Linked DNA regions of Homo sapiens: region 1 is linked to region 2. A link is a contact called in ENCODE Hi-C or POLR2A ChIA-PET data. All regions are on one chromosome and are shown on one strand. The core of a region is the stretch at or near the end of the contact, and the rest is flanking DNA. Distances in the headings are between cores, read along the strand shown. Region 1 overlaps SLC6A6 (solute carrier family 6 member 6). Region 2 overlaps LOC105376959 (a long non-coding RNA gene).

The links. A loop is a pair of places that touch in the nucleus more often than their neighbours do. ChIA-PET counts read pairs that join two places held with the same protein, here RNA polymerase II (POLR2A). Pooled maps may share reads with other maps.
Region 1: a map of DLD1 shows a loop between it and region 2 (7-fold over the local background). The contact joins two enhancer-like sites. A Hi-C loop is called at or near these places in 7 of 168 maps with a recorded cell type or tissue (DLD1, GM11168, adrenal gland and 3 more), 1 of 37 single-sample maps with no recorded cell type and 1 of 50 pooled maps. POLR2A ChIA-PET finds 5 or more read pairs at or near these places in 4 of 52 experiments (BJ, OCI-LY7, PC-3 and 1 more).

The regions. Positions count from the first base shown.
Region 1 is chr3:14,477,495-14,482,880 of GRCh38, forward strand. It overlaps SLC6A6 (solute carrier family 6 member 6), which reads left to right. Exons shown (of 15, transcript NM_003043.6): 12 at 972-1,074; 13 at 1,591-1,691; 14 at 4,177-4,347. Among named protein-coding and RNA genes, the nearest start is that of GRIP2, 60 kb to the right of the region's middle. Within about 2 kb of position 2,942, at least 2 of the 41 ENCODE cell types and tissues checked have a DNase peak (open chromatin) inside an H3K27ac peak, as active enhancers do.
Region 2 is chr3:14,384,994-14,390,453 of GRCh38, forward strand. LOC105376959 (a long non-coding RNA gene) reads right to left here. Exons shown (of 8, transcript XR_007095825.1): 8 at 4,749-5,397. Among named protein-coding and RNA genes, the nearest start is that of SLC6A6, 15 kb to the right of the region's middle. Within about 2 kb of position 3,383, at least 2 of the 41 ENCODE cell types and tissues checked have a DNase peak (open chromatin) inside an H3K27ac peak, as active enhancers do.

The sequences.
Region 1 (5,386 bases), core at 1,692-4,191, 92 kb after region 2:
GTAGCACGAGGGGGCTCAGGAGCCCACAGCTGACCCAAACTACCCAATTATTTTGCCTGTTGCTGTGGCAACACTGTGACCACCCGCTGCCCTCTGTCCTGGGAAGAGGATCTTCAGCTGAAATCCATTTCACAACATCTCTGTTCACCCCTGACTGTGTGCCCTTCTCAGGCCTGGGGGTGGGGTGGAGACATTCTCAAGGGTAAACGCAGGCCTCCCAGGAAATACCACAGCACCACGTAGAGGTGCACCACCTTGCAGGTCACCTGCCACAGGACCGAGTCCTGGTGGGTATGGGTTGATAGGGGGCACATACACTATTCAGAGGGTGAGCAGGGGCCAGGAGGAGGGGCGATTTCAGATGCAGACAAGGGAAGCAAAGAGCAGAAGGGAACGGGAACGTCTAAGACGTGTCTAGCAAGAGGCAAGCCAGATGAGATAAAGATTGTACTAAGAATGGAAGCCTAGCATCAAAGCCAGGGCACGCTCTCTCCTGCATGCCCCCCCCCACCACCTCCCCTGTTCCCCAGGAACGGGTCCCATTTAACAGTTCTCCGAAAACCCAATTCAGGGCTTCACTTCACCATTTTTCCTTACCAGAAGTAAAAGTGTTTTTCTGGAGGTATTTGTAAGAACCCCCACCCCAGAAGTCAGATTTTAGGGCCACTCACTGAGCAGCTGGGTGACCCTGGAGTCTTCTCTGTCAGCTGCACTTGGTGTGAAGCACCTCCTTGGGAAGCAGGCTCCCGTGGACCCATCATTTTGCTTTCATTTATCTGTATGTGTGTTTTTAATTACATTTGTCAAACATGAAGTTGAGCATCTTTTTGTATATTTATCTGGTCATCAGAGTCTTTGTCCATTTTTCTCTTGGGTTTTTTTAATCTTATTGATATGCCAGAGCTCTTTGTATATGAAAGAAATTGGAGACCAGGTAGGAAATCGACCTTCTGTGGTTTTTTTCTTCACAGGGTGGCATGTATGTGTTTCAGCTCTTTGACTACTATGCAGCTAGCGGTGTATGCCTTTTGTGGGTTGCATTCTTTGAATGTTTTGTTATTGCCTGGATATATGGTGAGTACAGATTTTTTCATGTCCTTTCTCAAGGCTCTCCTTTGGGCTTCTCTACTTAGAAGCTTCAGAAGCAGAGAATACTAACAGAAATTCAATTTGAGTTGAACAGTAGGCCCTCCCTACCTAGACTACACAAATAATCTCACTGTAGCCACACTGAAGATCCTCCTGGTGCTAAAGGTGTGAGGTGTGACTGGATGTTTTCACAGTTTCAGAACTTGGTTGTGCAGGACCTGGAATACTCCTTTTTTATCTCCTTGAGGCCTTGGGTTTGAGTTTGGGCTGTGCCTAAGATTGCACACCTAGGGTTTGGAGTGTGCCTCAGATTGCCAGAAAAATACAAGATGCAGAGTTATATTTGAATTTCATGTAAATGTCTGTTTTTGCCACACTTGTATATCCATGGTGTGGAGATGCAGAGGCCTGGATCAGGTCCCAGAGACCCCACTCATGGCCCCTGAGCTGCTGCTGGCCTTGAACGCTGTGTCAGAAAATGTCCCCCTCTGTCTCTTGCAGGAGGTGATAACCTTTATGATGGTATTGAGGACATGATTGGCTATCGGCCCGGGCCCTGGATGAAGTACAGCTGGGCTGTGATCACTCCAGTTCTCTGTGTTGTGAGTTCCATTTCTGTGGCTCTGGCTGGTGGCCTCTTCTCCCTGGGGCTTGACATTTTCACCCGCTAAACCATCTTTCATGCAGCATCTGTTCAGCGTGGGCTTATAATAAACCCAGCTTCAGCGCTGCCTGGGAGAGGGGAGGAAGGCTGCTCCAGGGAGTTAGCTTGAGTTGAGTTTTGAAGGATAAGTAGGAATTTGTCAGGAGTAGAAAACAAGAAGGGCATTTCTGGCAGAGGAGCCAGCCTGTGCGGGGCCAAGGCATCCTAAAAGAAGAGGGTGTATCTGGAGCATGTTGAGAAATCCAGGGGATCCAGAATTGAAAGCACATTCTTTCCCCAAACCTTCCAGAGCGCATGAGCTCTGTTTGGGTCACTGGGGAAGTAGAGGGGCCTTTGGGATATCTAGTAGAGAGGTCATAGACATTGGAAATGGGGTGTTTCCATGGAGAGGTGGGGGTAGTAGCTTAGAGAGGGGAAGTCCTGGGTTCTCCCAAGGATAGGGAAGCTTTGGACTCACCCAGGCCCAAGGGTATCAGTGTGCCACGTTGTTCTTCCCACGAGGATGCTCTCGCCCACCATGTTGGAGTTGGCCTTGGCACCTGCCCATGCAGTCTGCTTCATGGTCGCACTCCAGGGTGCCAGTGAGTGGAATTCCTCCATGGCAAAGCCGTCAGGGTTTGCAATCACTTGTGATCATTGGAGCTTATTGCCAGGGAGACCACATCCATCCTGCCATTCACGGCTCCACTATGGGGAGCACAAATGGCCCAATATTCCTTGGATTTAGGAGACAGGTGCTGAGGACAAATAGGCCCTCCCCTCCGTGACCTGCTATCAGGCCAGACTAAGTCAATGTTGCTGTTAACTCATGATATGACCTCAAGCAAGTCACTTCCCTCTGTGAGCCTCAGTTTCCCCACTTGTAAAACCAGGAGACTGTGAAGGAGGACCCCGGTGGCAGCTGACGACCTTAGACTGTTACTGTTATTTAATATGCATATGAAGCCTTTTCCTCTGAAGTGCAGACTTTCTCCCACAAAAATAAGTAATGGTAAGAGCCAGTAACCACAACAATTGGTGAGTTTATCTTTGGAGATGAGTTTAGTTGGCCCACCTGTGTTCTCATCCTGGTTTAATGTTTGCTTGTGGGCAGCTCTTCTCAGCACTCTGACCCTCAGTTTCCTTATCTCTCTCCCTGAGGAGCTGGATACGTCAGAGATAGGCTGCATTCCCAGGTGGTGAGATGAGGTCACCCTCATGGAGAGGAATGGGAAACAGGCAGGCACTGGCTCAAGCTCCTCCTGCTTGGGAGGGCCCAGGGCAGCATCTCTTGGGACTCACTCATCTGAGCCACAGCCCTACACGTAGGGACGGGAACAACAGCAGGGCCAGACGTGCAGTTGGTGCCCAGTAAAAGATGCCTGCAGGCTAGTGCTCTCCCTTGCCCATCACCGACTCTGCTTTAGAAAGATGCATCTTCCTGTCAAATCCCAGTTACTAGGTGTTGAAGAGTTAGGCCATTTTCACATTATGGAACAATCAGAGGCCACCCTGGGCCCTCCTCAGAGATGCTGTCATTCTGACTAGAAGCAGAAGCCCCGGGAGCCCCGAGCCAGCCTTAGGTGCTCTTCTCACAGGGAAAGGTGGGCTTTGCTCCCTTTAGAGGCACAGGGCTGACCCCACCCCACCATTCATGCATGCTGATGGCCACTAGCCATTAGCATGGACCCAGGGCTGGGCTGTGGACACCGAACAGGGCAAGGCTCAGGTGCCCAGGCCCCTGCTGCTGGTGGCTCAGAGATAGACATGGAGGGTGGCAGTGGGGGAAGAAAGGCTTTCATCTACGCTGCTAGCACTTATGGTGCACTTGTTGTATGTACCTGGAGCTGCACTGGGTGTTAAAGAACTAGGACAAGACACACACATTCCTACTCTCAGACTCACAGTCTGGCAGAACACGTGTGCCCAAGAGATGGTTACAACCACTCGCTTTCTGGAAGGAGAGGTATGGGTGGTGCCTGGGCAAGTAAGGCAGACCCAGTGGAGCCAAGTTAGGATGAGAAGATGTGGGGGAAAGAGGGCCAGGCAGAGGAAACAGCCCATGCCAAGACCCAGAGTTCAGTGACAGAGGAGCTAGAAGGAATTCTTCAGGGTGGCTGGAGTGTGGACACGGAGGGAGAGTTGAGGCAGATGAGGGAGGAAGGGGTACAGCTTCTGCTGACACTCCCGGCTGCACCGAGGAGTTTGGGCTGCATCTGCTGGCACTGGGAGCCACAGAAGGGTTTTGAGCAGGGAAACGACTTACTGTGTTTTTACCGGGGCGGGGGGGATCCTTATGGCAGCAGAGAGGGGTGTGAGTTCTGAGCCAGTCCTTTCCCAAGGAGAGAGACCCTTCCCTCAGGTTGAGGCCAGTCCTAGTCCCAGAAGCCCCCCACCCCCCGATGCCCAGGACCCCTCTCCTGACTGCCCCCATCTCTCCGCAGGGATGTTTCATCTTCTCGCTCGTCAAGTACGTACCCCTGACCTACAACAAAACATACGTGTACCCCAACTGGGCCATTGGGCTGGGCTGGAGCCTGGCCCTTTCCTCCATGCTCTGCGTTCCCTTGGTCATCGTCATCCGCCTCTGCCAGACTGAGGGGCCGTTCCTTGTGGTAAGTGCTTGGGCCCAGGGCCAGGGGAGGTGGGAGGCGCGAGGCCAAAGGTGATTGTTGTCAGTTTGCTGCGTGATCTCAGGCAAGTCACCTGCCCTCTCTGAGCCATAGTTCCCTCACCCATCCAGTGGTTCAGCTTATGGGCAGCAGAGTGCATTGTGGGAAGACGGGAAGCAAGTAGAGTTCACATGGGAGAAGGCTTTATGGAGACATTGGAAGCCGGGCTGTGGGGTGAGGAGGAACTTGCCAGATGGAGAATGTGAGAGGGAAGGTGTTCCTGGTGTTGGCAGAGTTGGGGTGGGCAGTGAGGCTGGAGAGGTGACTGTAGCTTTGGATGCCAAGCTAAGAGCTGGGGCTTTATCCTGGGACCAGTGGGGCCATGTTCCTGAAGCGGTGGGACAAAGCCAGGAGCCTAGGGAGGAAGCCTGAGCCCCACCCAGATGCCTTCTTTTATTGAGGAGCCAAATTTAGGATCATCCCAGCCCATGCTGGGGTCTTCTCCGGATCTGTGGCGGCAGCCAGACCTCTGCCTCTGTGCCTGCTGGGGCCTCCCCTGGCCCCACCTACCTTCAGCCTCCTCTCAGAAATTCCTCCAACAGCCCTGGAGATCCCAGGCCCTGGCAAAGGCCCTACTCTTTCCAAGAAATTCTTTTCTCAGAATCTCCCTTAACCTTTTGAGCTTGGGCTGGCTCCAAGAGTGCACTGTTTTGTTCTGGGCTGTTTTTATTGTTATTCTCTTTTAAAAATCTGGAGCCAGGATGTCCTGGGGCCCTGGCTCCCTGCTGGGCTGGGTCCTGTTTCCTCCTGGGCAGGGGAATGGCCTGGAGGTGGTGCTGGTGGCAGGGGAGGGAGGGGAGACTGAGGAAGCTGGCAGGGCAGGAGGAAATCCTTGAAACTGGGGGGGCCCCTGGGGTTATCCTGGAGCTTTTGACCCATTCTATTTTTTCAGAGGACAGAGGGCAGCACCCCAACCAGTCTTTAGCCAGAACGCTAAATGGCCCTATGAGCTGTTAACAGACTGAAATACTGGGCCTGGGGA
Region 2 (5,460 bases), core at 2,133-4,632:
TAAAAAAAGGTGAAGCGCAGAGCTCCCTGGAGGCTTTGCCGGCCAAGGGGAGCCGCTCACACCCACAGCATTGTCCCTTTGTGGGATCTCACCGCTCCTCCTTACCAAAGAGCCTAAAGTGCTGGGCACTGTCCCAGCTCCACGATCTAGGTGAGGACGCAGAGGCCCATGCGGTGAGGTCGTTTGCCCAAGATCACACAGCTCAGACATGCCAGTGGGGCTGCCCTACTCTCTGTGCTGGGGTCCCTTGGTGGGGTCCCCAGTGAGACTTCACTCATCATCTGTCATTTATTCATTCCTCCTTCATCTTTGTGTTTCCTGATGGACCTCACATCTCTTAGAGAAATGCGCAGACTGTCCCATTTACTTCTGCCACCCCCAGTCCCTAGCACAGAAGGCAATCCTGGACGGAAGCTGAAGAAACACATACATAAGACAGTGTTTGAAAACATAATATGCATGTGCTTCAGCCCTTCACGTGTGCATGTGGCTTCCTCCTTGAGCCACTTCCAGCACCTCCACTCCATGGAATCCCATCTCGCTAGGGCCAGGGAGGGCTGATCTCCAGGTAGGCACATCCACATCACCTGTTAATCCTCTTGCACTGAACCTTCCTTCGACTCTGTTCACCTCCCTCCCTCCTGATTCCCACGCTCTTCTTTTGGCTTCCATGACACTCCGTCTTCTGGTTTCCTTCAGCCTCCTGCCATTCCTCTTCAGGCTTTTTTATGAGCTCCTCTTCTGAGACTGACTCCTTTGAAGTTGGAATTCTTGTCTCTCTTAATGAATGCTTTTCCTGGGTGTTCTTGTGAGTTCCCCATGGTCTAACACCCTGGTCAAGGAAGGCTTTCCTGAGGGACATCTAACCCCAAAGCACCAACAGGAGCCTCTCCCTTAACCAAGGCAAGGAGAAGGGAACCAGTCCCGGGTGAAATGTAATAGTAGTAAAAATCACCATGAGGAGAGGCTTCCTTCCTTTTCTTTGGGTCGATAACAAGTATTTTGACACAGAAGCAGGAGAATATCAGCATTTATTGGGCATCCTTTGTGCCGGGCACTGTCCAAAGTGTCATCTTATTTACTCCTCACCAGCCTAGAGAGGATTGGAGTGGAAGGTGTTTGTTAGCTTAATCTGTGTAACAAGCTATCCAGAAAGTAAGGGGTTTCAACAATAAAGATCTATTTGGCTGTCAGTTCTGCAGGTTGGCCGTCTGGGCTTGGCTCAGTTGGGTGGGTCTGCTGCTGGCCTGGAGGGGCTCCTTATGAGCAGGTAGTCAGCGGGTGGGCCTCCCCCCACATGGCCTCTGGTCCCCATGGCAAGGGAAATACAAAAATTAGCCGGGTGTGTTGGCAGGCGCCTGTAATCTCAGCTACTCTTGGTGTCAAGAGCAGAAGCTGAGAGGCCTCTAGGCACCCATGTTCCCACCACATTCTCTTACCCCAAGCAAGACACAGGGTCAGCCCAGATGCATCCTGCCTCTTGACGGGGAGGGCTGTCAAGTATTATGGCCACTTCCCAATCTGCCACGTGGTCACCCAGCTAGTAGGAACAAAACGGCCAGGTGGATTCCCAGTCCAGCACCCGCTCCACAGACCCAGACTGAGGTACCTTTGTTCGGCTCCTTTCTACGGGTAGAGCTCAGGCCTTTGAGACTGGAGAGACAGGCCTCACCAGGAGGGCTGCTCCAAGGGTCCCAGGCAGGCCGGTGACAAGCAGGGGCTTGACTGAAGAGGAGGATTAAGGGCACTAAATCTGTCCCTCGGGCTTGAAGGATGGCCAAGGCACAGGGCACCTGGCCAAATGCAGGTCTCCGAGGAAAGGGGACAAGTGCGCCAGCTTTGCCACCCTGGCCCAAGGGAACTCTGGGCCCCCAGCACACACCAGACACCCTGCTGGGTCCCAGGAGCCGATGGTAAGCCATGCAGACCTGGTCTTCACCCCAACTAGCAGCACACACAGATGCCACAGGCACCATCCCTCAAATGATGTTTCCACTTAAGGACCAAGGCTGTGAAATGAAGGGGCTTTGGGGCCTGCCTGGGTGGAACTCCATCCTTCCTACTTTCTAGCTGTCAGACCTTGGGCCAGTTACTTCTCTCTCTGAGCTCTGATTTCCTCCTTATGAAATGTGTTTGGAAATTATGCCTTCTTCCCAGGTAATGAGGATTTGAGAAGACAGCGCGTAAAGTACTTCTCTCCAGCCCAGCACATGGACACAGTCTAGAAAGTCAGCCATCATCAACTATAGCCCAGAGTCCACAGTTCCCTTTCCAAGTTCCTGAGTCCAAATGTGCCTGGCTATCAGAAGGACAACTCGGAGCATGTTCCATAAGTGTTACACGTCACCCCAGTGGGGTGTGGAGTCGCTTCCCATAATCAATCACATTGATATTTCTACAGCAAAATCTATGACTATTCACAGTAGGTGGGCTGGACATGATAGCTCAAGCCTGTAATTCCAACCCTTTGGGAGGCCAAGGCAGGAGGATCACTTGAGTGATCAAGGAGTTCAAAACCAGCCAGGGCAACATAGCGAGAGCCCCATCTCTAAAAAATAAAGAAGAAGAAAGAAAGAAAGAAAAGAAAAAGAACCACAGTATATGAGCTAAATTGTTTCTAAATAGTTTCACAAAATTTCAAGTTTTGCCACCAAATTTGGGTTTTTGTTTTGTTTTGTTTTTCAAAACTTTTTGAATATGGAAATTGTGGATAGAGGGTTCTTTGGATCATTATAATTTTTTTTTTTTTTTGAGATGGAATCTCACTCTGTCGCCCAGGGTGGAATGCAATGGTGTGATCTCAGCTCACTGCAACCTCCACCTCCTGAGTTCAAGCAATTCTTGTGCCTCAGCCTCCCAAGTAGCTGGGATTACAGGTGCCCGCCACTACGCCCGGCTAATTTTTGTATTTTTAGTAGAGACAGGGTTTCACCATGTTAGTCAGGCTGGTCTCAAACTCCTGACCTCAGGTGATCCGCCCACCTTGGCCTCTCAAAGAGCTGGGATTACAGGCATGAGCCACTGCACTTGGCCTGGATCATTATAATTCTTAGTGACTCTCAACCTTGGCTGTGTATGAGAGTGAGCTGGGGAGTTTCTTAAAGGCAGACTCTTGGACCTCACACCACACCACATGAATCCATCTCAGGGGGTGAGACATCTCTTTAAGAAGCTCCTAAGATGAGTCTGATGTGGACCCCAGGATGAACCATGGTTCTATAGATTATGAAACAGGAATGCGGTGGGGTCTTGCTCACATAGGGAGTACCAGGGAAGACTTCCCCAAGGACAGGACCAAAGGATGCACAGAAACCTGCCAAGTGAAGGGTGTCAGAATGTTCCCAGCAGAAGGAACAGTGTGAGCAAGCTCCCTGTGGTCAGAAGGGAGGCAGCTGCGAGTCAGAGGAACTGAAAGGTCCCCAGAGTGGTGGAAGCCTGGGAGCAAAAGGCGACACTGCCCAAGCTGAGTTCTCCTGCTTCCTCTGCAGCTGAGACGGGGACCGTTCCTGAGGGGGAAATCTGTGTAAACAGGCAAATAGACACTTTCTTCCCAGAGAAAATTAAGCAGCAGCCCTGGTCCTTTCTTCCTAGCCAGAGCAGGAGGGTACATTAAAATCAGAATGTGTGGGGCTGGGAGGAGACACAGATCCTCTAACCTAATTTTTTTTTTTTTTTTTCAAGACAGAGTCTTGCTCTGTCACCCAGGCTGGAGTGGAGTGGCTAGATCTTGGCTCACTGCAACCTCTACCTCCCGGGTTCAAGTGTTTCTCGTGCCTCAGCTTCCTGAGTAGCTGGGACCACAGGCACACACCACTTCACCCGGCTAAGTTTTATATTTTTAGTGGAGATGGTGTTTCACCATGTTTGCCAAGCTGGTCTCGAACTCCTGACCTCAGGTGATCCACCTGCCTCGGCCTCCCAAAGTGCTGGGATTACAGGCGTGAGCCACCACGCCTGGCCTAACCTGATGATTTTAAAGTGCTTTTATCTTTAAAATTATTTGGGTGCCTTTTAGTCAAACAATTTTGCCACTGCCCCTATAGTGGTTGGAGCAAAGTGGAGGTGATGTTGGGTGTCTGGAGATCTGGATCTCCCCAGATCTCCTAGGGACTCTATGGAACCCAGTTTGAAAATCCTAGGGAACCATGACTCAGGGAGAGACGTTGGGATTGTCCAAGTCGCCCCCAGCCACCCTGCACAGGGCCGGAGTCCCTCTCCCAAGAGATTGGCCTGAGCAGCTCTCCCCAGACTTTTAGCTGTCAGGTCTTCCTGCATAAATTTTCCTTTTGCTGCAACCCATCTGTTATGGGTCACGTTGTGTTTCCTCCAAAAGAGATGTTGAAGTCCTAACTCCTGCTACCTGTGAATGTGACCTTATTTGGAGATAGTGTCCTTGCAGATGTAATCAAGTTAAGATGACGTCATTAGGGTGGGTCCTAATGCAATAGACTAGAGTCCTTATAAGAAGAGGAAAATTTGGACACAGGGACACAGAGGAAGATGGCTATGTGATGACAGAGGCCAGGAGTGCAGTGACGCAGCTGCAAGCCAAGGAACGCCAAGAACTGAGAGAGGCCACCAGATGCCAGGAAGAGGCAAAGAAGGATTCCACCAGGAGCCTCAGAGGGAGCCACCACCTTGACTTAGGACTCCAGCCTCTGGATTGTGCGAGAACACATTTCTGTTGTTTTAAGCCACCAGGTTTGTGGCACTTCATCACAGCAGCCCTAGGAAACAAACTCACCTCCTAAATCATTATTCATTTAATTTTTTTTTTCAAACAGACTCACTTCTAAACAACTTGCACACATTTTGCCAAAAAGTAAAGCTTTCATCGCTGCTACAAATGCAAGACCACAATCCTTTCTATAAATAGAAGACGCCTTAAAAATGCACACAATGAAAACCAGCCAACCTTGCTGGCTGCAGGTGCTCGATGGCTCTGATCTGGGGCCGCTTTTGTTCATCAAGGAGATGAGCAAGTGACCAAGGGGGTGAAGATGCTGGAGCACTTCACTGAGGCTTCTTCTTCTTCTTCTTCTTCTCCTTCTCCCGCTCCTTCTCCTTCTCCTTCTTCTTCTTCTTTTTTTTTTTAGACAAGAGTTTCACTCTTTGTTGCCCAGGCTGGAGGGCAGTGGCACGATCTCGGCTCACTGTAACCTCTGCCTCTGGGTTCAAGGGATTCTCCTGTCTCAGCCTCCTGAGTAGCTAGGATTACAAGCACCCACCACCACACCCAGCGAATTTTTGTATTTTTAGTAGAGACGGCATTTCACCATGTTGGCCAGGCTGGTCTTGAACTCCTGACTTTGGGTGATCCACCCCGCTCAGCCTCTCAAAGTTCTGGGGTTACAGGCACAAGCCACTGTGCCTGGCAGCTTCTTCTTGATTGAGCAACTGAATAAATGAGAATTGAAAAGGGAAAATTTATAATAAGGAAGTTATAGTTAACAATCATTT